2 separate regions of the Homo sapiens genome follow, and region 1 is linked to region 2. Evidence: chromatin loops called from intact Hi-C (ENCODE). Cell type or tissue: K562. All regions are shown on one strand.

Region 1 (8,000 bases), 900 kb after region 2:
AAAAAAAAAAAAAAATGCCCATTAGAGTTCCTCAACATAAAAGATGGCCAATATAATCAAAGGCAAGTCTATGTTTTGGGAGTGGATTCAATGAACAGTCATTCCCTAAGCCTGTCCCATAAAGTGGAAAGTGGGCTCTACTTGTCACTTTCCATATCTTAACAGAATTTTCCAGACTATAAACACTAGCATGGTAAGAAAAAATATATCGTCTCATTAGGGAAAATACCCATTTGCTCACTTTCTCTCTCCTATATACCAGAAGTGTAAATAATAGGCATATATAAGTGTGCAAAATAGGCAAAATAATAGTCATATATAACAATATATTTATATTTCAATTTTTAGTTGTTTTTTAATCAAGAAATGCAATAAGAATACAGAAATCCCATAAATTGTTTTCCCATTTAAAAATAATTCTGGCCAGGTGCAGTGGCTCACATCTGTAATCCCAGCACTTTGGGAGGCTGAAGCGGGTGGATCACGAGGTCAGGAGTTCAAGACCAGCCTGGCCAAGATGGTGAAACCCCGTCTCTACTAAAAATGCAAAAAATTAGCCAGGCATGGCGGCACACGCCTGTAATCCCAGCTACTCAGGAGGCTGAGGCAGAGATTTGCTTGAACTCGGGAGGCAGAGGTTGCAGTGAGCCGAGATCGCACCACTGTACTCCAGCCTGGGCGACAGAGTGAGACTCCATCTCAAAAAAAAAAAAAAAAAAAAAAAAAAAAAAAAATCCTACCAACTACTTTGAAGAAATGTTTTAACTTTCATAATAGAAATTGTTAAACAAAAGTAAAGATAGCCTAATGAACCTCCTTCACCTGCCACCAGGCTTCAGTAATTGTCAACATTCTGCCAGTATTCTTTTCTCAGAAGAAATTTAAGAAGGGTGGAACCACAGGTCAAATTCAAGGAGTTGCTCAGCAGAGTTGCCCAAGACAATCTCCCCCCTCATTTTTCTTCATCTCCTCCACCAGCCCTTCTCTGACCCAACCAGGGATCAACTGCTTTTTGTGAACCAGATGAACTGTGCTTTGAACCATCACCATGGCAAATAGAAGAGGGTTTCTCATAACCCTGGTTAGGACATCTCCAAAGTCATGTTACTCTCTAGCACAAGACTCGTATCAGAAGCATCTTGGGATGACTCTGACATAAATATATTCAAGATCAATTTTAGAAATTGACGTACTACTCTGAGTCTGATACAGACATCCCTGTGACTCATAATTTCTTTTTTTGCCCAGGCTGCTTTATCAATACATGGAAAATGTAGTTCAGTCGCAGCTGCTAAAATTTACAAATATACTTCTATTTTGTGATGCTGTGTTTGAACTGATGTTGGTAATGTTACTGTTTTTATGTTCATGGGCAGTCTAATAATTTTTATATTTTGACTCATGTTAGAAATTACTCAACTCTGACTATTATCTTGATTTTTCCATCATTTTTGGTCAAGCATATTAACAATTTGGCTTGACTAAAGGAAGCTAGAAATGAATATAAGAAACACCAAGCCTTAGAGTAACTCAAGAAGGAAATAGACTTTCTGCATTGTTCCAAGGGAAAAGAGGAGACATTGGAACTTATGTTGAACTTGGTCTAGTAACCACAATAAAAGTGGTTACTCTGCTCTGAACTTGGAGTCCACAGCACCCATGGCTGGACTTTCTACCCTGAATTCAGTCCCTTAATGACTGAGCTTGCTGGCAGGCACCCAGTGTCTCAGCTGAAGATTACACCTCAGACCCTAAACTCTCCTAGCTCCCTAATTTCTCATTTTGGTTAAGTATGCCTGCAGAGACGACTTGCACTAATTCCCACTTAGACATACCCAGATTTGAGACTACATCCACTTTTCTTAACATACACATGTCCTTACCCCCCCTTAAAAAATGCTGACCTAGTTTAAGTTGCCATCCAAAATTTTTCTTATGTAAATCCCTACTACTACACACAACTGAGCCTTTATCACCTCTTAAAGTCCTCCAGGACTTTGCAGATATAGTCCATCTCATAAACTCCTTAGTCTTAGATAACCTAAGGCTCAGAACATCCTACGTCCTAATGAGGGTATCTCCAACTTCTGCTCATTTGTTCATTCAACCACTGGTAACATGTTCAAGGCACTAGAAGCTGTTATCAACCCACATACTTACAGTCCTGTAGAGGCAGAGACTTTGACACAGAAGGATGATACCTTGAGAAGTGTTAGCTCTTTTCCACCTGACTTTCCATTAATGACATGCCATAAACCTCCTCTTGACACCTAGCTCCAGCATGCTTCTTGCGGCTTTCTGAGTGAATCTTGGATAACATTGCTTTGCCCAGGAAGGTAACCTCACAAATAGGCTGTTCCTATTTCCACACATCTCAAATTCATCTAGTATGAAGCTTCAGAAATGACACCTGACATGGCAGATGTTCCTCTAAGCATCCCCATGGATGTCATAAACCCTCACCCCCAACCCTTCAGTCTCTCAGAGGTTCTAACACTTGCTTCATGCTAGTGAACTCAGGCATGTTCTTCATCTCTCTGAACCTCAAGAAGCAAATAACATTTTCCAGTGCACGTGGGAGAGGCAGGGGATGATGAATGAAGCAGCAGGCGCAGAGACCCCCACTGAGTGGCAGAGGTACTGTGAGGCTGCCTTTCTGACAATAACCCAGGTCTAGTGGGACTGGAGCCCCCAACAAAAACCGAGGGCAGATCCTAGAGGAGCACCATTCTTTATCTTCTTCTCAAGATTGGGAGGGACACGCTGTTCACACTAAACTCTGCATCTGGAATTTGGGCCTAGACATGCCACAAAGCCTTCTCCTCTTTCATGGCTCTGCTTCTTTCCAGACCACAGCAGCAATTGTCTCAAGAAACTCTGGCCATCCCTGTTGAGGGACCCAGGCAACAAGGCAAGTTTCTGGTTTTTTGGAGCTTCCAAGCCCTCGCTGAAACCATCTCTACCACCTTAAAAGCTTTAGCTGGCACGCTTAGGAAAGTCTTACGAAGTACATAGAGATTTCTTGGATCATTTTCAATTACTAAAGGAAGGTACCAATTGTTAAAGAAAACAAAAAATTACCCACAATGACTGTGAAGTCTTTTTATTCCCCACTCTAGGTAATTTGTTCTGATTACCACCGTTCCAAAAGACAAGATTACACACCAGTGAAGCAAAGAGATAAAAGGGGGAAATCTGTTCCCTGCTGAGGCCGTATCAGAGCTCAACCCGTGTTTGGAAGCAAAGGCAATTTTTTTTTCAGCCCTAATGAAGCCTTGTTAACTATGAACCCTGGGGCTGAACTGATCTAGTGAGAGGAGTTATTTGGTGGGTGGTGGAGGGGGTTTAACAGCGGATTGGTACATTCAGAGATTATTATCATTCTTATCTTTCTTCTTAAAGCAAAAGAACTTAAATATGTACTAAAAACTGTTCTCACTGGGGTATAGAAAGGAATTGGAAGAACAAAATTGAAGTCCATCATCTCCTTCAGACAGAAATATATATGACCCACATTTGTAAGAGACAGACTACGCCTTGCTTCTTTCTCCCCCCTATGTTGCCAGTTCTCTTTGTCAGCAACTCTCTTGTCCTACTGGGATAACGTTTTAACTGTGGTACATAGGTTAGAAGCACACTATTTGTTTACAAGGGGATAAATGGTTGTTGCAATTACCGTAAAAAGCAGCAAACAAATGACCTTCAGGACTTGCCAGGAAAAGCAGTGGGTCTTTCTATGTGTTGAAACAATCTGGGCTCCACTGATGGTAAACACGAGGCAGAGACATGGATCTGGATGTGTCCTCTGGGGAGGGGGCAGGGATTGACACAGTTACAGAATTTGATCCACCCCATATTCTTCCCTTGGAGTTTAATTTCCATATAACTGAAAACATCTGAAGCAAACAGAGAGAAGCACTGCTGGACAGACCCATATCACAAGAGTAGGCAAAAAAAAAAAAAAAAAAAAGGAGCTCAAACACAACAGCTAGGTGTTTGATGTCATTCAATGATTCAGTTATGACTTAAGCGAGCTTCGGAAGTCGTGCGTCAAATGATAACCTGCATGAGAGAACTCAGTATAGAGCTGGCCTCAAGCACAAGGACATAGTTCTACAACTACAGACCCTAAAAAAAATTCATCATGGAAAAAAAAATAATAGAATTTTTCCCCTGGAGAAGCTTATGTTTAGATATTAGATACGTAAAAGACTGAACTATTTGTATAACCTCTAAGATTCTTTCCAGCTCTACAATTCACTGCATACATAAATGGGAAATGTTTAGGCCCAGGAGGCATACCAATGTGTACAAGTATACTGTTATTCATTTGATTCTTGCCCCGTATGCTTTACAGAGTCTAATTATCTAAATGAGATTTGGTTAAATAAAAATTGATATTTCTGTATGACAAGTATATATTTACATAAAAGGCAATACATATCCCCACAGTTTTCATTAAAATGGAAAAATAAAACGTATTTTAAAAAGTAATTGGAGAAGTTTTAGAAAGCACCTGGTTGAGGATTTCTTTGTTTTACAAATGAGGAATCTCAGGGAATCTTGGAGGTCTGTTCCTTCCAGGCCTCATTCCAGGGAGGGGCAGATTTGGAACTAGAGCCCAGGCCTCCAGGCTCTCACGCCTCTGTGGTCCGTGGTCCGTGGTCCGGGGCTTAGGTTGGCCGGTAGGGGTAGGGTAATAAATCTCATTCGCCAAATGAGGAAACAGCGTCATCTAGTGGAAATTTATCAGCGTATTCTAGACATGCTGTTATCCCTAGCTCTGCTGTCCCTAATTTCCCAAGACAACATTTCTGGACCATTTTCTCTCCCCCATGTTTCCAAAGCCCAAGAATCTCCCAGTGGGGCCCCCTCCTACAACCTCCTCACCCCACAGCATATTTCAGTCTCTTCTCTGCCAAACTTTCCAACATAGCCCCAGGAATCAATCATTTGCCTCAAGGGCCACCGGGGCTGTTGTCCTTTGAGTGTTTTTTGTTTCAAGTTTTCATCAAAATAACCCTGTTAACCACGGCTTCAGGCCTTTACCAAATGGTGTGGCAAATCAATTCCATCATTTATGAAGATCCAGATAGATACTGCTTTTCATTCAGCCACACTGAGATGATCCTTGTTTTTCCCCTGCTACCATCAAGTTAGGACACTTTGGTTGCTTTTGAAATAATTCATCAGGGAATTTCCCAGGACAGTTCTGTGACCAAGCATGTGGACAAGCTTCAGTCAAAACTTAGGAGGTATTAAATAGAAAACAAAACATGTAACAAGTAATTATCCCATATGATAAATGTTCCATTATGAGAAAGCACAAAGGGAAGGGGGAAATTCATTCTGCTGAGGTTAGAAAAAGCTGCATGCAAGAGGAAACACTAGATCTGAGTTTTGAAGGAGATAGATGGGCCTTTGATTTCTAAAGAAATGGGTGTGGTATGCTAGGCAGGGGGAACAGCAGAAGCAAAGGTCAGGAGTCCTGAGAGTACAGCATGTGATAAAGGATCAGGGCCCAAGAAGATGGGTGGGAAGTGATGTGGAAGGCAGTTCAGGACTGGAACAGAAAGATGCTTAGATGCCATCGCAGAAAACTTTTTTTTTTTTTTTTGAGACGGAGTCCCACTCTGTCACCCAGGCAGGAGTGCAATGGTGCGATCTCAGCTCACTGCCACCTCTGCCTCCCAGTTTCAAGCGATTTTCCTGCCTCAGCCTCCTGAGTAGCTGGGATTACAGGCACACACTACCACGCCCAGCTAATTTTTGTATTTTTAGTAGAGATGGAGTTTCACCATGTTGGTCAGACTGGTCTCAAACTCCTGACCTCATGATCCGCCCACCTTGGCCTCCCAAATTGCTGGGATTACAGGTGTGAGCCACCACGCCTGGCCGAAAACTTGGATTTTAGATGCAATTAGACACTATCAAATTATGGGCCACAGCAAAAAAACTGTGTTTGAAGTCTCCAGGTAATAAAGTACTTTATTCATCCCAGCTGTTTTGAAGCTACTTTCTACATAAAATGGTTCCCTTATTTCATGGCTTGTGAAACAGGCTCTGAAAATGAATTATTTGTCAATGCAGGGACAGGAACTCAGATCTGTTGGCTCCCAGTCCATTTCTTCATAGTAAAGAGCTAAGAGCATGAAATGCTTATTAGAATAATTAAAAATTTTTAAATTAGAAAATCTTGTAGGTCTTCCTCTGATTTTTGTTCCTGTATAAATCCTCTAAAAGTATTAAATATATGTAATTGTCTTTTAATCATATCCCCCCATCCAATCCGAGTCTGCTATATAAATGAGAAAATAATCCAATAGGCAATCTATTTGAAAGCACTAATACGAGAAACAGAAAATTTTCAGACTAAAAGAGATGATAAAAGAGGCAAATGTAAACCACCATGGACTGAAGAATACAACATGAGAGAAGCAAAAGCTTTGTAAAGATTTCTAGGAAATTCTGATTCCATTGGTTTCATGAGGACATCAATCACACTGATGTTGTTACCGAAACACCAAGGGTTCAGTCTAGGTCCTGCTGCTGGCTGCACAGAAAACCAATCACTGAGATGATGACATGCCAAGGAAGAAGGCTTTAATTGGGTGCTACATCCTAGAAGATGGGGGCTCAGTCTCAAATCCATTTCCCTGGCCAGGCATGGTGGCTCATGCCTGTAATCTCAACACTTTAAGAGGCTGAGGCAGGCAGATTGCCTGAGGTCAGGAGCTTGAGACCAGCCTGGCCAACATGGTAAACCCCATCTCTACTAAAAATACAAAAATTAGCTGGGCATGGTAGCACACACCTGTAGTCCCAGCTACTTGGAAGGCTGAGGCAGGAGAATAGCTTGAACCTGGGAGGCGGAAGTTGCAGTGAGCTGAGATTGCACCACTGCACTCCAGCCTGGGTGACAGAACAAGACTCCATCTCAAAAAAAAAAAAAAAAATCCATTTCCCTTATCAACTGAAACGTGGGTTTATATAGCAGGGAGAAAAATGTAACAATGTGTAAGAAAACAGGAACTAGGGAGGGGCAAAGAAGAAATCATGACGAATGAGGGGTCAGGCATCTCATTGTCTGGATCTGGTGACTTCGTGAATTTCAGTCCTTTGATACTTTTTTTGAGAGGTATGAAAGTCCTTTCATAAGAAAGGAACTCAGATAAAACGAATATTAGTTTCAAGCTTTAAGACTAGAAAGGTCAATTTCTATGTTTATCAAAAAGAACTGTCTATGGGACCATTGGGTCAGTTTTTTTGTTTTGCTTTGTTTTGTTTTTTGAGACGGAGTCTTGCTCTGTCACCCAGGCTGGAGTGCAGTGGTGAGCTCTCCGCTCACTGCAAGCTCTGCCTCCCAGGTTCATGCCATTCCCTGGCCTCAACCTCCCGAGTAGCTGGGACTACAGGCACCCGCCACCACACCTGGCTAATTTTTTTTTTTTTTTTTTTTTAAGCAGAGATGGGGTTTCACCATGTTAGCCAGGAAGGTCTCAATCTCCTGACCTCGTGATCCACACGCCTCGGCCTCCCAAAGTGCTGGGATTTTAGGCGTGAGCCACTGCGCCCGGCCAGGGTCGGTTTTGATGTCAGAAAAGGATAGTACGTAGATGTCATTAAAAGACAATCATGGCAACCAACTCTAACTTGGTTATTTAGAGGCCAGCATTTCTTTCTTTCTTTCTTTCTTTTTTGAGATGGAATCTCGCTCTGTCTCCAGGCTGGAGTGCAGTGGTGCGATCTTGGCTCACTACAACCTCTGCCTCTGGGTTCAAGTGATTCTCCTGCCTCAGCCTCCCGAGTAGCTGGGACTACAGGTGTGCCACCACACCCAGCTAATTGTTGTATTTTTAGTAGAGACAGGGTTTCACCATGTTGGCCAGGATGGTCTCAATCTCTTGACCTCATGATCCACCCACCTCAGCCACCTGAAGTGCTGGGATTATAGGCATGAGCCACCGCGCCCGGTCAGCATTTCTTTGTAAGAGCTTTCT
Region 2 (8,000 bases):
TAGGTCTCAGAATCATGCCCCAATCCAATCTATTCTACACTGAAGCCAAATCTTCATGAAAACATGATACTCCTCGATATTTCTTTGCCTGGCATTCGAGGCCTTCCATGCTCTGACTTTACCTTCATCTCAATGTTATTCCTACTTTTTCCCCATCAAATATGTTCGTTGGATAAATGCTTAAACCTCTGCATCTTTTCCTTCTGCCTGGAATATACCCATGATTGTGGCTATATTTCAGTTTTGTAAAATTCCATCCTTCCTTCAAGGTCCAACTCAAATGCCATCTCCTCCATGAAGGCTCTCCCAATCACCTTACCAAGAAGGTGTAAGCTGCCGTGTGAGTGAGATGGATTCTAGGATGGTACAGAATCAGTTCATTAAACCAACTCATAACTGGAAGAGGCATAACATTTGCAGGCTCCTATCAATATTGATTTGACCATTCACTGAAATTTATACATCTGAGCCAAGGATAGATTAATAAAAGGGACGTGACTCACACAAAGAACCAAAATCTCCATTATGTATTCAAAATTTCCCAGAAAGATATGAGGGACAAAGGAAATTTGGTCACAAGAAAGCAGAATAGAGTTCTACCCTATTAATGGTAGACTAGAGTTCATTGGGTTTTTACAGAGGTTGGATGAATGACCCACCTTTGCAGTCAGTGTCCTATCAGAGGGCAGAAACCAGAACGTAATTTGAATAAATTAAATTTTAAGAAGTTGACTACTGGCCGGGTGTGGTGGCTCATGCCTGTAATCCCAACACTTTGGGAGGCCGGAGCGGGTGGATCACTTGATGTCAGGAGTTCGAGACCAGCCTGGCCAACATGATGAAACCCTCTCTCTACTAAAAATATAAAAAAATTAGCCGGGCATAGTGGTGTGCACCTGTAATCCCAGCTACTTGGGGGGCTGAGACAGGAGAATCGCTTGAACCCAGGAGGCGGAGGTTGCAGTGAGCCGAGATGGCGCCACTGCACTACAGCATGGGTGAAAGAGCAAGACTTCATCTCAGAAAAAAAGAAAAAAAAAAAAAGTTGACTGCAGCAGAGGATTAACTATAAAGGGAGAACCCTAGGGATGAGTGAATATACCCAGCGAGGGAACAAAGTTGGAAAAGAGGGCCCCTTCCCAAAGGTAGGATTCAGACCTCACTGGAGAAGTTCACCGGAGAGAGGAGAGGTTCCTGAGTTGATTGAGGCCATAACTGTCCCACAGCTGGTCTGAGCAAAGGCTGGCAAACTAGAATTTCAGCTAGAGCTCGCAAGCAGGAAACTGCCTATTGGGGTGCAGGCTGGCAGAGGCTGGCAAGCTGGGAACCATGGCTGGGAATTACTGGGAAACTGCCCTCTAGGGTTTAAGGGGAAAGCCACCCACAAAAGGTGCCACACCTAGGAAGTCGCTGTAAAGCCACCTGAGGAGACGATGGATGGAGATCTCCACAAGGGAGTGGCTGTGTTCTGGCCACCAGATGCTGCTGGAGGCCACACCTGCTGCAGGAGCATGGTCTGCAGGAGCCTGCTAGGAGGAGCACAGTGGGTGAGGCGGTGGCTCATGCCTGTAATCCCAGCACTCTGGGAGGTCGAGGCAGGCGGATCACTTGTGGTCAGGAGTTCGAGACCAGCCTGGCCAACATGGTGAAATGCTGTCTGTATTAAAAATACAAAAATTACCCGGGCATGGTGGCAGGCATCTGTAGTCCCAGCTACTCGGGAGGCAGAGGCACTAGAATCACTTGAACCCGGGAGGTGGAGGTTGCGGGGGGCCGGGATTGCACCACTGTTCTCCAGCCCTGGGGACAGAGCCAGACTCTGTCTCGAAAATATAAAATAAAATAAAATATAAAATAAAATAAAATAATAGAAAAGTAAAATCCTGCTAGGAGGGGCACAGTGGATGAATTCGAAAGAGGAAACACTTCTCCTTACAGTGTCCCTCCAGCGCCCTCTACTGATAAAGTTTAGCATCGTGCCAGCTGCAAAGGAGAGATGCTGGTAGAGACTGGCTCCAGAACAGTGGGTTTCCAGCTGAACAGGCAACCAGGAGTGGATTTGGAGCTGAGAGACAACAAATTGATAACTGGAACACTGCCAAATCATTTCCTCCTATATTCTTCTTTTTCCATTCATAAGTCAAAATGGATTTGTTAGTCCATTCCCAAATTCCTAAATCCCAGGGTTTCTCTAGACACCACCATCAAAGAATTCCAAGGTAATAAAATAAACTTATTGAGGCTTGCTCTAGGATAGGTGTTTACATACATTATCTCCCTGCTGCAGTGGTAACATAGTGAGTGCTATACTTTTGGTAAGCTGTCTATAAGTACTTGCTACTACTCTTATTATTTATTTATTTTTAAGGAGTCTCACTCTGTCACCCAGGCTGGAGTGCAGCGGCGCAATCTCGGCTCACTGCAACCTCCGCCTCCCGGGTTCAAGCGATTCTTCTGCCTCAGCCTCACTAGTAGCTGGGATTACAGGCGTCCACTATCACTCCCGGCTAAGTTTTGTATTTTTAGTAGAGACGGAGTTTCACCATATTGGCCAGGCTAGTCTTGAACTCCTGACCTCGTGATTCGGCTGCCTCAGCCTCCTAAAATGCTGGGATTACAGGCATGAGCCACCGCGCCCGGCCGTTATTCTTACTTTACAATATGAGAAAACTGAAGTTCAAGAACTCACAACTAGTAAGTGATGAATCTAAAACTCTGAATGTAAGATCATTTGACTAGAATATTGGTGCTCTAGTCACTAACTCAGGACGAACTTTTCACAAAGGGACTAATTTTTTGATGTGATGTGCTAAGAAATTCCAAGTTCTAAGCTGAAAATGTGGTGCCTCAACTAAGGTCCTGCCTTTGAGAAATCCTGCAGGCATTCAACTATTGCTTTTTGGATGACACATATTTTTTGTAAATGTCTAAAAAATGCAATAGAAGTTAAGCTTTTCTCTTTAACTTTCATTGTGAGTGTGCTCAGAATCTAGCTGTATTCACATCTCTAGTTCTGGGTGATTCTATTAGCCTAGCATTTATGGAGTGCTGAGTAAATGCTAGACACTGTGCTAAGTGCTCTGCATGGCTTTACCTCTATAATCCTTGCCACAACCCAGAGGACAGGCTATTTTCCAGATGAGGAAACTGAAGACGGGAGGGGTTCAATAACTTCACCAAAGTCATCATCTAAGCGGTGACACTGGTATTTTAGTCCAAATAAGTCTTACTCCAGGACTCAACTTTTTTTTTCTTTTTTTAGACAGGGTCTCACTCTGACACCCAGGCTGGAGTACACGATCTCGGCTCACTGCAACCTCCACCCTCCTGGGTTCAAGTGATTCTCCTGCCTCAGACTCCCAAGTAGCTGGGATGATAGGCATATGCCATCACACCTGGGTAATTTTTGTAACTTTAGTAGAGACAGGGTTTCACCATGTTGGCCAGGCTGGTCTGGAACCCCTGACCCCAATTGATCCACCCTCCTTGGCCTCCCAAAGTGCTGGGATTACAGGCATGAGCCACCGCGCCTGGCCGGCTCAACATCTTGACCATGCCATGAGGCCAGGGCCCAATCTAGTCACCTTTTGCTTCCCCTCTGATGTACAGTTTTCTTTGTTTCCAATACTTTAGATATTTAAGCTTTAAAAATATAAAATGAGGCTAATATATTTTTCAGCTGCTTTCAATTAATAAAGGAAATTGCTCCTTTGAGATTATTAGGCTGTTTTAAGAATGTCAGGCAATTTTATAGGGAGCAGCCTATTTCTAATTCTTTTAGATTAGCAGAGGAAGAGCCGCTGATATGTTGCCCCCTGCCCGTTCTCACTGATTCTGGGTGAAGTAGTGCAGATATGTGGGTACATGCCATGAGCAATTTGTGATTGTCTAGGACAAGGATAGCAGCTGCTACAGTATTTTTGGTGGATTGATCTTTCATTGCCTTGCTTCTTACCCTGGGTCAGCTTGCTGGGAGCATCACATCTACAGAGTGGCTTTTATGAAACTCGAGCAGTGAGTTCACTTGTGCTTCCCTCTTATGTTTAACAAAAATATATCTCATGCCCATTTCTGTGACACTCAAACTAGAATACAACTTATGTAACTACTGAAAGCAAAACCTATTTAAATATTGACTTCTTAAATACTTGCTTCACTTAGCATTTTTTAAATTCGATTTAATTAAATAATCTCATGTATAGAATATGACTATCATGCCAAAGCTATCTGATGGTAAAAAAGATGGGAACACAAAAAAAAGAAGGTTAATAGTGTAATATCCCATAATATTGGTTTACTTAATTTGATTTTATAAAATAAAATTAAACATATGTAGGTCTACTTTTAGATAAAAAATATTCCTAAGGGCCTTCTATAGACCTCTCAATCCATGGACATCTGTCAATTATAAAATCTTCCTAAGTTTTAAGGCAGCTGCATGGCTAGGTCTAATGGCTGTCCAGGAGTTCCTGATGTACCATAAGGAGGATTTCAGAAACTTGTAGATCTCACCGAGTCATGACAGCAATTATAAACGGTTGACAATTACTGTTCTAATGAATGGACATTCACCTTTCATAAGCTTCCCAATTCTTATGCTTCTCTGTATAAACCCCTCCTTCCTGTTCACCTGTTACACCACATGGTGGCAGCCTTGTCTCTCATTTCCTTTTCTGTATGTTCACAATAGGGATCTTGACTGCTGCTGTAGGTATCCAGTTAGGGAAAAAAGGAAAGGAGAATCCTCAGAAACCAAATAGGCAGAACCATGCCCTGGAGGAAACTAGTAGAAAAAGTGGTATTTTCCTTATTTGTAAAACTGAATTAGGTGATTTGTAAAGTTCCGTCTAGCTTTAATTCATGATTCAAAGCTGAATTGATAGCAAAGTTGAACCTGCTAAGATTGGGCTTACACGTGAGAAGAGGCTGGTGGGCCAAAAACTTCATGGGCAAGCTCAGCAGGCACATTCCAGAGAGTGGTGAAATAGTAAGAGAAAGTGCAGGCTGAGGACGCTTCCAGCATTTTCCAAATGAAAGGTATGAAAATAACGACCTCATCAAAACTCTTTGAAAGTATGAAGGTCTCCAGGACAAAAAAAAATTAAGAAAGATTATGATGGAATTTATGAATGAGCTAGAAAACACTGGTTCTGTGTTTAATTTCCATACCCTAGAAAATGTGCTAAAACCAACTCTTACGCATAAAACTGCCATCTCAGAAGAAAATTAGCATCAACTTCTAGTGTAAGCAACTCTGCTTAGAGGAGAAATATACTACCACCCCCATCCAACTAAGGCATAGTTTCAGGGGGAAAAAATTACTGATCAACAATATTGTAACTCCTCTGGAGAAAAAAATAAGTTAAAAGAAAGGTAGCCATCTGCATAATGTCTAAAAAAAGGGGGAGATGGAGAAGAATTTTGTCTTCTGCAATATTGTTCAGGAGAGAAAGTCATGTTCACTTTGCCTACAGATTTTGTCCATTTGAGATCTGTGTACTTTTAAATAAGATACTATCCTTGTTTGATAATGCTTGCCACTGAAAATATTCAAGTATTTTTCCACGGATGAATTTCCTGATCACTGATGATTTTTGTGATGGAGAAAATATCTTAGCTTCAGTATTTATTTGGAGACGATGTAATCAAGTGTTTCAGAGCAGAAGTTTTAGAATCAGACAAAGCAAGTTCAAATTGTTGTCCTGACACTTGCCCAAGTTACTCAACCTAAAACTTTTCCTCATCTTTGTGGAGATACAAATGTAACACATAGGGTTGCTTCTGAGACAATGAATATAAAGTGCTGAGCCCAGTTGCTGGCACGTGGTAGATATATGACAAATGGCAGATAGTGATACTAATGACCAATTATTTCATTGAAGTTTTATTAGTTTTGATGGATATTTTTAATTGATTTCATTGTGTTTTTCAGACAATACCATCATGTACTAATAAAAATCACTTAACTCTGCTTTTATTAGTTACTAATCTATCAGTTTTTTTTCTTATCTTACTGTATTGGCTAGAACTTCTAGAACAAACAAGGAGAAATAATGGTGATCAGAGAAATCTTTGTCTTAGCTTTACTTTAACGAATGTGCTGCATTGACAAATAATACAACAGGAAAGACATCACAAATGACCCAAAGTCTCACTTTTCACCTATCCCATCCCCCTGCATCACATCAAAAGAAAACACTATCCTGAATTGGGTGTTTATATCTTACTTTCTGAAAATTTATTTTTCTGAGGGTTTTTTTGCATTGCTTCAAAAGAGCTTTTGCATATATGTTCAGTTTTGCTTGTCTTTGAGCTAGTATCATACTCTATGTAGTTTTTCCCAGTTACTCATCACTCTCAATATTAAATTGCTAATATTAATCCATGTAATTGCTTCCAGCATTCATTTATTAATTTTTACTGCTATATTACATTCCTTTGTATAAACACACCACAATTTATGCATTCTACTTTCAAGAGACTTTTGGGTTGCTTATACTTTTTGCTGTTAACAACGTGGCTGTGAACATTTTTGTATATTGTCTCCTGGTGAATGGGTTATTCTGATTATTTCTAATAACATGAAATTGAGCATGTTTCCTTACTTTTTCTTTACATGTTTATCATATTATTGTGTTTCTCCTATATAATGCCTCTTAATGTCTTTTGCCCATTTTTCTACTGGGTCTTCTGTCTTTTTCTTATTCATTTATGGTAGTTTTTCATAGAAACTGGACACTACACCAACACTTTGGCATTTATGTAAGTTAGAAATACATTCTTCCAGTTTGTGGCTTGTCTTTTCACTTTATCTAAGGCGGGTTATTTTTTTTTCATGGATTAAGGATACTAATGTTGTATAATATAACTGTTTGATGATTGATACTTTTTGTATCTTATATAAGAAATACGTCCCAATCCTGAGATCATATTCTTTCATATTTTCTCTAAAAAGTTTTAAATTTTTTCCTTCTTACTTGTCTTTAATTCACCTGAAATTAATTTTTCTATCTGATGTAAAGTAAGTGTCCTATTTTACTTTCTATATAGATAACCAATTTTCCTAGCACTGTTTGTGGAATAATCTACCCATTCCCCACTGGAATCACCGTATAACCTCTGACATACACCAAGTTTCTATATGTAAGTGAGTCTGATTTTTGGCTTTCGATTCTGTTTTACTAGTCAATGTATTTATTTAATCCTACACCAGTGGCTCATCCTGCAGTCATATAGCTTTTAATGAATTCCGCTCATCGAAAGAGCAAGTCTTTCTTCCCAACCTTTCTTCCCAACCTTGATCTTCTTCAGGAGTGTTTGTCAAGTTCCTCTAAAAATCTTGTTGGGATCTAGACTGGAATTTGTACTGAATGTATAGATCAATTTGAGAAGAAATTACTTTTCTTTAAATATTGAGTTTTCCTATCTATTGAAATAGTATATCTCTGAATTTATCTAAATCTCCTTTAATGTAACATAATTATCTTATTACATGTATTCCTAAGTACTTTGTTTGTTTTGTGGATTCTGTCAATATCATCCATTTTTGTAGTATATTCTCTCAACTATTTGTTGCTAGTTGAAGTAGACATAGTGAATTGACCCTCAGTTTTATTACCAGCCTTTTCCAGAGTCACCACCTGATTGCCATTGTCATTCCCAGAAGAGGATGGACAGCTAAAATCTACATCTTGCAGATTCTCAAGTTAGTTTTATCTTTATGAATAGCTTCCACCAATTATATACATTTATGGGAGATTCGGAAGGCAAAAGTAAGACAGAAATCGGCTGGGCACAATGGCTCACGCTTGTAATCCCAGCACTTTGGGAGGCAGAGGTGGGCGGATCACTGGAGGCCAGGAGTTCTAGACCAGCCTGGCCAACATAGTGAAACCTGTCTCTACTAAAAATAGAAAAAAATTAGCTAGGCATGGTGGTGCACACCTGTAACCCCAGCTACTCAGGAGACTGAGGCATGAGAATCGCTTGAACCCAGGAAG

Evidence for each region. A loop is a pair of places that touch in the nucleus more often than their neighbours do. Peaks named below come from ENCODE experiments on the same cell type or tissue, not always from the same donor. Only the 100,000 strongest peaks of a DNase experiment are listed, where the experiment ranks them.
Region 1: a loop joins it to region 2, with 4 times the contacts of the local background. A loop is called at or near these places in 4 of 110 quality-filtered maps.

What each region holds. Positions count from the first base shown.
Region 1 is chr6:134,818,385-134,826,384 of GRCh38, forward strand. All of the region lies in intron 2 of LOC101928277 (a long non-coding RNA gene), which reads right to left. Among named protein-coding and RNA genes, the nearest start is that of ALDH8A1, 130 kb to the right of the region's middle. In K562, a CTCF peak has its summit at 4,728 (motif pointing left); a DNase peak (open chromatin) is centred at 4,687; H3K27me3 peaks cover 574 bases.
Region 2 is chr6:133,919,483-133,927,482 of GRCh38, forward strand. No RefSeq gene overlaps it. Among named protein-coding and RNA genes, the nearest start is that of TBPL1, 30 kb to the right of the region's middle. In K562, CTCF peaks have their summits at 1,954 (motif pointing left) and 4,649 (motif pointing right); DNase peaks (open chromatin) are centred at 1,979 and 4,649.